2 separate regions of the Homo sapiens genome follow, and region 1 is linked to region 2. A link is an interaction called in ENCODE POLR2A ChIA-PET data of the cell type or tissue named here. Cell type or tissue: Panc1. All regions are shown on one strand.

Evidence for each region. Peaks named below come from ENCODE experiments on the same cell type or tissue, not always from the same donor. Only the 100,000 strongest peaks of a DNase experiment are listed, where the experiment ranks them.
Region 1: POLR2A ChIA-PET joins it to region 2 with 6 read pairs; 2 of 35 experiments call an interaction of 5 or more read pairs at or near these places.

Annotation. Positions count from the first base shown.
Region 1 is chr11:18,780,632-18,785,631 of GRCh38, forward strand. The region is part of intron 1 of PTPN5 (protein tyrosine phosphatase non-receptor type 5); the gene reads right to left. Among named protein-coding and RNA genes, the nearest start is that of PTPN5, 8.7 kb to the right of the region's middle. In Panc1, no CTCF peak of the experiment used is centred here; no DNase peak of the experiment used is centred here.
Region 2 is chr11:18,576,525-18,581,524 of GRCh38, forward strand. It overlaps UEVLD (UEV and lactate/malate dehyrogenase domains), which reads right to left. Exons shown (of 12, transcript NM_001040697.4): 2 at 2,200-2,284. Among named protein-coding and RNA genes, the nearest start is that of UEVLD, 9.7 kb to the right of the region's middle. RefSeq lists a silencer at 2,504-2,685. In Panc1, no CTCF peak of the experiment used is centred here; no DNase peak of the experiment used is centred here; H3K27ac peaks cover 2,643 bases.

The sequences.
Region 1 (5,000 bases), 200 kb after region 2:
CTGGCTCAATCCTTCCCCCAGCACTTTTTGTGACTTGGAAACTGGTAATGAGCCACACCCTGTCCCGGGCTGCTCCCTGGCTCTCTTGTCCATAACTTTGGCTTCTGTAAACTTCCCAGGCTGACAAGGGGCAAGGGATAAAACCCCCTCTTTATCCCCCACGACAGAAAGCCCAGTGCAGAGGAGAAAAAAACATGGAAGGCAGGTCCAGCTCTTTCCTTTACACTCAGATTTGGAAGGAAGATGGGAAGGAAAGACCAAGTGGGAGAAAAAGAAGAAAGACATGAGTGGAAAGGAGTGAAGGAAGAGGGAAGGGCTGCTGCATGACACTCAGTACCAGGGTCATGAGAGGACAGATCAGGCCCACGATCCAGGTGGCCTTGAATCATGCTTTAGGGCTCTCACACTCTGATTATGCAACTCCTAGGCTTGACACAGAGACCTCTTTGAAAACCTTTGGAACTCACCTCCTCCAGGCAGCCTTCTGAGATTGACTCTGATCTTTGCCGCACCCCCCCGGCCCCGCCCCGGCCCCCTTGACTCCCTGAGCTGCGCTACTTTGCACTCATCCATGCCACTTCCCATGATGCTAGGTCCTCTGGGGAAGGGATGGAGGTCTCTGCCTCACTGGCAGGAAGTCAGTTTACATTTATCATCTGTAGCCAGAGATCAGACTGTCTTTTTTTGACCACTTTTTTTTTTTTTTGAGATGGAGTCTTCCTCTGTCACCCAGGCTGGAGCGCAGCGGCGCGATCTAGGCTCACTGCAGCCTCCGCCTCCCGGGTTTAATCAATTCTCCTGCCTCAGCCTCCCAAGTAGCTGGGACTACAGGAGCCTGCCACCACACCTGGCTAGTTTCTGTATTTTTAGTAGAGATGGGGTTTCACCATATTGGCTAGGGTGGTGTCAAACTCCTGACCTCAAGTGATCCACCCGCCTCGGCCTGGTGCTGGGATTACAGCCATGAGCCACCATGCCCAGCTCCAACTTTATTAGCTCCAGGGGGTGGTTCAGAATATATTTTGTATTTTAAACCCAGTTTGTCTCTAAGATAATCTTACTATAATCTTATATCAATTTCTTTAATATCAGGCTCTGTACTGAGCCTTGGGGGACACACAGATAACTAAGAGCCAGTCCCTGCCCTCCACCCAGCATTCGGCCTAGTGAGTTGAGTGAGAAATGCATTAAAGGCCCACTGAGGCTGTCTTATGGGAGCACTCAGGAGGGCACAAAAACAGAGTCTGGGAAGCTGCACAGAAGAGACCCGAAGGACAAGCAGGAGTTCACCAGATACAGGGAGGACATTCCAGGCAGGGAACACTGCAGGGCAAAGGCCCGGAGAGGTGAAAGCACAAGGTATGCCAGGCAGACGAGGCAGCTCAGTGTAGCCACAGAGTAGACGTAAGAGGGACTCTTGTCACACAGCAGACGGCTTCATGAATCAGCCTAAGACACACTAACTTTGACTCACAGGCCATTTTTTCTCAGGGGGACAGAGGCAGGTATTGCCATGCTAGTTGGCATTTAGAAATCTGTGTGTGTATTGGGGGTTAGTGGGGAAAACGTGACAACGTGGATGGATCTCAAAAACTATGTCTTTTTTTTTTTTTGGAGATGGAGTCTCGTTCTGTCACCCAGGCTTGAGTGCAGTGGCATGATCTTGGCTCACTGCAACCTCCACCTCCCAGGTTCCAGGGATTCTCCTGCCTCAGCCTCCCGAGTAGCTGGGACTACAGGTGTGTACCACCATGCCCAGCTAATTTTTGTATTTTTAGTAGAGATGGGATTTCACCATGTTGGCTAGGCTGGTCTCGAACTCCTGACCTCAGATGATCCACCCGTCTTGGCCTTCCAAAGTGCTGGGGTTACAGGTATGAGCCACTGCGTCTGGCTTCTTAAAAACTATTTCATGACACAAAAGAGCATGTACTATATGATTCCACTTATATGACGATTAGGAACAGACAAAATCCATCTACAATGATAGAAATTGGAATAATCGTTATCTCTGAACTTTTGCGGGTGATGGAAATCTTCTGAGTCTTGCTCTTGGTGATGGTTATATGAGCTCATGCAGTTGTCAAAATGCACTGAACAGAACACTTAAGATCTATACATTGGACTGCTTGTAAAGTAAACCTGAAGAACATGTGTGAGCATTTTTGGTTGTTATAATGACTGAAGGGTGCTCCAGGCAAATATATAGGAGATGGGGCCAGGGATGCTTTTACATCAAAGAACTCTCCCACCCAAAGGCCAGTAGGTCCCTGTTGAGAAATACGGCTGCAAGCTATGGGGAGCCACAGAAGGATGGAAACACCAGAGACTTGGCCACATCTGTACTTTGGTAAGACAGGGCTCTGTGGTGGTGGGAGTATCTTGGGACAGTGATGTGGCACAGAAGGTGGATATATGATTTTCACTGCCACTCCTAGGCCTCGTATTTGCCTAACTCTTAGCCCACTGGCCTGATGCTGCCCCGAAGGGGCCCCAGGAGGTCCCTCTGAGGTACCTCAGATGCTGACCAGCTAGGGAAGTAGCAGAGGCAGCAGATGGCAGTGGGAAATGGCAATGCCTCACCCCCAGCCTCCCTGCCTCATGATAAGCAGCAAGGATGATAGAAGTGATCATCTTCCTCTGAAGTGGAGTCTCAGTGAAGGGGTCTCCCTGAGTGTCTAGAGTCCCTGGAAGCAGGGCTGAACGCTACTGCTGCTACTATAGGAAAGCACTGTTTTACATCATGGGCTAAAGAAGAACACAGCTGACTTGCGTGAAAATACTCACCTGACCCCTGCCTTCGGAAAGCCTTCTCTGACCTCCGTCCTGGGCAGGTGTCTCTCCTGTGTTCCCACAGCCCTACAGAGCACAGTTACTGCCTAGGTTTAAATTCTGGCTCTGACTCTTGCTGTGCGTACCTGAAATAGAGTTACTCAAGCTCTCTGTTTCCTCACCTGCAAATTGAGGATAACAGAAACCGTCTTCACTGAACTGTCACCAAGATTGAGATAATGTAGTAAGCACTCAGTAAGAGTGAGTGCTTATGATGAGCCTAGAATGCATCAGTACAGACCACTGTTGCCAGGTGACTCCTCTGGCACCTCCACTAGACATTAAGCTCCTTGCGGGCAGGGTCCTTGTGGTCGTGTTGATTGCTGAGGGCCTTGTGTCCACCACAGTGCCTGGTACAGTAAATACTTGCATGCTTGAATCAATTCCACCCACTAAGATCTCTCCTGAGAGCTTTCTTTTTCCACCCACAATGCCTCTAAATCACAACAATTCTTCAGAAACGGAGTCAGACTCATTTGTATTCTGTTCCCTCTTCTCTCTTCTCTGTTACCTCCATGGCCATGCAGAACCCAAACAACATTTAGTTTTTAAATTAACAGCTTCTTCCTGGACTCTCTATTCCTAAGACTTCACTCAGTGGTCTTCATACTGGGCACACAAAAATCCTTTTTAAAAAATGCACCCTGCACCTCTCAAAAAGTGAAACACAGAATGATCATACGATCCAGCAATTCCACTGCGAGGTATATACCCCAAAGAATTGAAAGCGGGGGCTCAAACAGATCCTGGCACACCAATGTTCATAGCCGTATTATTCACAATAGCCAAAAGGTGGAAACAGATGAATGGCCAAACAATGTGGTATATCCATACAATGGAATATATTCAGCTTTGAAAATAAATGAGATTCTGATATATGATACCACAGAGACGACCCTTGAAAACATTAGGCTAAGTGAAAGAAGCCAGACAAAAAAAGACAAACATGATGCCACTTACACGAGGCACCTAGAATAGGTGAATTTATGGAGACAGAAAGTAGAACGGAGGTCACCAGAGGCTGGGGGAGATGGGAATGAGGAATTAGTATTTAATGAGTACAGCGATTCAGTCTGGGAAGATAAAAAGATTCTGGAGATGGACAGTGGTGATGGTTGTATAACACTGTAAATATACTTAACGCCACAAAATTATACAGTTAACATTGGTTAAAATGGTAAATTTCGTGTTATGTGTATTTTACCACAATTTAATAAAAGCCTCCCACACCAAACAAACAAAACACTGGAAGGACAGACTTCCCTCTGAAATCTGACAGAGCTGCATGTCCCTCTGCCACCCCTAGGGCTCTGTGACCTTGACCCCCTGGCCCATGATCTATCTTCCTCTCCATCCTCTCCTTGGTTCCAACTCTTGGGTTCCCTGTTCTTTTTCTTTTTTTCTTTTTGAGACAGGGTCTCACTCTGTCACCCAGGCTGGAGTGCAGCGGCGCTATCTTGGCTCACTGCAACCTCTGCCTCCTGGGTTCAAGCAATTCTCATGCCTCAGCCTCCTGAGTAGGAGGGGCTGCAGGTGTGCGCCACCATGCCTGGCTAATTTTTATATTTTTACTAGGGACAGAGTTTCACCGTGTTGGCCAGGCTGGTCTCAAACTCCTGACCCCAAATGATCCCCTGCCTCAGCCTCCCAAAGTGCTGGGATTACAGGCATGAGCCACTGCACCAAGCTCCCTGTTCTTTTTCTACTCCAGACGCCAGGGCCACGACATGTTCTTTTCCTTGCACCCCTCTTTAACCACCTTGATCCCATCATATCTCTTGAGGGTGCTTCAGATGGATGCTTTGAGACTCTGAGATGGAAAAGCTATGTGCCTGGAGATGCTCATTATTGACTATGTGCAACAATAAAGACATAGTTAAATAAAGCAGGGGTCAGCCAACCAAGTATAAACAGAGAAGTCATGACAAAATGTTAAGTGAAAAATGCAGGCTATAAACCTATATGTGGACTAATTTCAACTATTACAAAATACAGATTTACAGAAAACATAGAATAGGGCATATAAAATGATGGTTCATCTTACGTTTGTTCTCTAGCATGGAGTATGGTTATTTTCACAACTGTAATTTATAATTTATACCAGACAACATCTTTAGGCAGATGATGAAATACACACATTGTTAGTTTTGCAAGAATCTTCAGAATTG
Region 2 (5,000 bases):
CAGAAAAATAAATAAATAAATAAATAAAGTAAAATAAAATAAAAATTATGGTTTAGTAATCATGCACCTGGAAGCTTACAAGATTCTGGTCCTCCCTAAACTGCTCCTAAGATCAGTGCTTGAGATATTTTGCAGGCCCTACACTTGATGGATCAGCTGGCACCACCCAGATTGATAAACTGGCTCATCTGATCTTGTGGCCCCAACCCGGGAAGTGACCTAGAGCAAGAGGACAACTTCAACTTCCCATGATTTCATCTTCTACCTAACCAATCAGCACTCCTGGCTCACTGGCTTCCCCCCACCCACCAAGCTGTCATTAAAAACTGTTCTCACAATGCTCGGGGCGACTGATTTGAGTAACAGTAAAATTCCAGGTCTGGCACAGTGGCTCATGCCTGTAATCCCAGCACTTTGGGAGGCCAAGGTGGGTGGATCACTTGAGGTCAGGAGTTCAAGACCAGCCTGGCCAACATGGTGAAACCTCATCTCTACTAAAAATACAAAAATTAGCAGGGCGTGGTGGCATGCGCCTGTAGTTCCAGCTACTAGAGAGACTGATGCATGAGAATTGCTTGAACCTGGAAGGGGGAGGTTGCAGTGAGCTGAGATCGTGCCACTGCACTGCAGCCTGGGCAAACAGACAGTGACTACGTCTCAACAAACCAACCAACCAACCAACCTCCAGTCTCCCGCAAAAACAAACCAAAAAACAAAAAACAAACAAACAAAAAAACATTATCGCATGTAACAAAATCAGTTATAGTCACTTTTAGAACCAGAAGAAAAACTGCCAGCATTGCTTTCTAAAGCAAACTGTTAGATCAATAATTACCTTCTTTGGTTTCTCTAATTTCATTATTCTCAACCTCTTTTCAACATTCATATCTCTGAAAGTTCAACTTTCCCATCAGTAACTGGGACACACTGATAGAGAATCAACGCCCTAATCTCAGGATTGAGTACAGGAAACACTATCTCTGGTTTCAAACAATCAAACTACCTTGGAGGGGGGCCTTTGGGCCCTCATGAATGAGACTAGTGTCTTCATAAAAGAGCCCATGGTCGGGCACAGTGGCTTACGCCTGTAATCCCAGCACTTTGGGAGGCCGAGGTGGATGTATCAATTGAGGTCAGGAGTTCGAGACCAGACTGGCCAACATGGTGAAACCCCATCTCTACTAAAAATACAAGAAAATTAGCCGGGCATGGTGGTGGGTGCCTGTAATCCCAGCTACTCGGAAGGCTGAGGCAGGAGAATCGCTTGAACCTAGGAGGCAGAGGTTGCAGTGAGCTGAGATGGTGCCACTGCACTCCAGCCTGGGCGACAGAGCAAGACTCCATCTCAAAAAAAAAAAAAAAAAAAGAAAGATTAAGATAATAAAGTAAAATATTTCTTAGAAAACCAAATTCTTACTATTAGGTGAACAGAATAACTAAAACTGTTAATGATTTAGAATCAACCATATACATATGATAGGCCGAATAAAGGTCCTTTAAAGATGTCCATATCTAACCCTTGGAACCTGTGAATATGTCACCTTACTTGGCAAAGGGATTTTTTAGATGTGATTAGTGACTCTGATCACTTGGCTAGCCTTAAAAAAATTAAGGAGTCTGAGATGAAGAAATTATCCTGTATTACTGGGGTGGGTCTAATCTAATCACATTGGTCCTTAAAAGCAGAGAATCTTTCCCAGCTGTGGTCAGAGGGCGATTTGACTATAGAAGAATGGTTAGAGACATGCAACACTGCTGGCTCTGAAGATGGAGAAAGGAGACCAAGAGCCCAGGAATGTGGGTGACCTCTAGAAACTGAAAAAGGCAAGGAAACATTATCTCCCAGAGCCTCCAGAAACAAAGGCAGTTGACACCTGGATTTTAGCCAAGTCAAACCTCTAGTTTACTTTCTAAGCTATAGAAATTTGTGGTGGACTTCTTGCCTACAGAATTATAACACAGTAAACGTGTGTTTTTTAAAGCCACTAAGTTTGTGGTAGTTTGTTACAGCAGCAATAGAAAACTAATACAAGATACATTGTATTAATTTAAGCTTTCTCAGAAATTGCAGGTCATAAAGTATAGCTGAAAATCAGAGGATAAAAGAGAAAAAGAGAAATTACAATTTTGCAGCTCTTTAGGACCAAAAATTAGTAGTTCAAATAATGCAGCATTTAAACTAGAGGATATGATTCTTACCATAGGTGTCCATGGAATATTTGAAATGTGGGAAAAATACATTTACATTCCTTAGTTCTTCCACAGTTAGGTCCCTGAACTTGTACTGAAAAGAGAAAAATAAGCATGGAGTAAGAATAAAGCTGTAAGCAAAAGAACAATTGCAGTTAACTTTTTTTTTTTGAGACGGAGTCTCACTCTGTTGCCCAGGCTGGAATGCAGTGGCGGGATCTCAGCTCACTGCAACCTCCGTCTCCTGGGTTTAAGTGATTCTCTTGCCTCAGCCTCCTGAGTTGCTGGGATTACAGGCGCACGCCACCACGCCTGGCTAATTTTTTGTATTTTTAGTAGAGGCAGGGTTTTGCCATGTTGGTCAGGCTGGTCTCGAACTCCTGACCTCGTGATCTGCCTGCCTCGGCCTCCCAAAGTGCTGTGGTTACAGGCGTGAGCCACCACGCCCGGCCTGCAGTTAATATTTAACTGACAATTTACGGTGTGGTAGGCCCTGAGCTCTGCAAACAAGAATGGTATTTGATTTAATCTTTTTAACAACAACCCTACCAGGTAGGTAGGGCTTTACAACTGCTCTATAGGAGCAGGAGAAGAAAATGAAAGCTAGAGAATCAAAGTAACTTGCTGAGTCATATAGCAAGTTAAATAGTGAAGCCCGAGCTCAAATCCAGGACCAGAGTCTTTAATCTCTAAATCAAACTGCCTCCAAATACCTCCAGACAGCTTAAATGATGAGGCAGAATGGATCACCCCTCTCACCACTATGCAGGATCCAACCGTCTTTTTGGCACGGCTCATTCACTTGAGATACCTCGACTTTCCCCTCCCACCTTCCTGGCACTGCATCCTGGGTTTCAAATGGAAAACAAAAGCATGCAAGTTTTGTAGTCAGGTGTGTGAACTGCCTCTTCATTTATCCAGATGTCTTCTCAGAGATACTGACTTGGTTGTCTTGTGGGCAAAATCATTTAAATTCTTTAAGCTTATTTTCTCATCTGCAAAAATAAATAATACTTACCTCTTACACTAGTGGTTAGGTTTAAATGAAAGAAAATAAGTATATTAAGAGTTTACCATTCTGAAAATGGATTTGAGACAACAATTCCTTTTACAATGGTATCAAAAAGAATAAAATATTTAGGAATAAATTTAACAAGGTACAATACTTAGACTCTGAAAACTACAGAACATTGTTGAAAAAAATAAAATAGACCAAAGTAAATGGAAAGCATCCCTTGTTCACGGACTTGAAGACTGTATTGTTAAGATGGCAATTTTCCTCAACAGATTCAACATAATCCCTATCAAAATCCCAGCTGGCTTTTTTTTTTTTTTTTTTTTTTTGGCAAAGATTTACAGTCTCTAAAATTCATTTGGAAATTCGAGGGACCTAGAATAGCCAAAACGATCAGGAAAAAGAACAAAACAGCTGGTGGATTCATACTATAATCAAAAGACAGGTTATCATCAAAAGGAGAAAATAACAAGTGTTGGAGAGGATGTAAAGAAATCAGAACTCTCACACATACACCACTGCCAGTGGCAAAATGATGCAGCTGCTTTGGGAAACAGCCTGGTAGTTCTTCAAAAGACTAAATACAGAGTCAGGGTTACTACATGACTGAGCAATTAATTCCACTTCTAGGTATACACCCAAGAAAAATGAAAACGGGTACCTACACAAAAACTTGTATGCAATTGTTCATAGCAGCATTATTCATAATAGCCAAAAAGTGAAAACAATTCAAATGTCCATTAACTAATGAATGAATAAAATGTGGCATATCCATAAAATGAAATATTCAACCACAAAAAGGAATAAAATGCTAATATATGCTACAACATGGATGAACCTTAAAAACACTATGCTAAGTGAAAGAAACTAGACACAGGAAGTGCCTGCCTCTGGTCTTGGACAAAGACTGTGCTTCCCAGAAAAAAAAAAAAAAGAAAAATTAAAAATAAAAGAAATGAGACACAAAGGCTATATATTTTATGATTCCATGTATATGCAATATCTCCAACTGGCAAATACATAGAAACACAAAGTAGACTAGTGGAAACCTAGGATTGTGGGAGTTTGGGAGAAAATGGAAGAGGATTGCTAGTGGATCCTGTTTCCTCTCTCAGAGCCTTAAGTTGTTCACCTGCAAAAAAGATACAGCTCGCCAGGCGCGGTGGCTCACGCCTGTAATCCCAGCACTTTGGGAGGCTAAGGTGGGTGGATCACCTGAGGTCAGGAGTTCAAGACTAGCCTGACCAACATGGTGAAACCCCATCTCTAATAAAAATACAAAATTAGCCGGGCATGGTGGCAGGCGACTATAATCCCAGCTACTTGCGAGGCTGAGGCAGGAGAATCGCTTAAACCCAGGAGGCGGAGGTTGCAGTGGGCCGAGATGGTGCCATTGCACTCCAGCCTGGGCAACAAGAGCTAGACTCAGTCTCAAAAAAAAAAAAAAAAAAGATATAGCTCTACTGCCTACAAACTTCAACAGGTGTGTATGAAGGTCTTACAATTAACATATGTAAAAGTGAGATAATAAACAAAATATGTATACAATAGTAAGTACAGGCAGGAAACTACAAATTGACACAAAGAACATCTAAGTTAGAGAAAGGCCTCTGGAGAAGCTGAATCTACATTTCAGCCTAGAGTCTAGAACAGTATAGAAAATTAGTAGTTAAGCCAGGCATGGTGGCTCACGCCTGTAATCCCAGCACATTGGGAGGCCAAGGCAGGCAAATCACTTGAGGTCAGGAGTTCGAGAACAGACAGGCCAACATGGTGAAATCCCGTCTCAACTAAA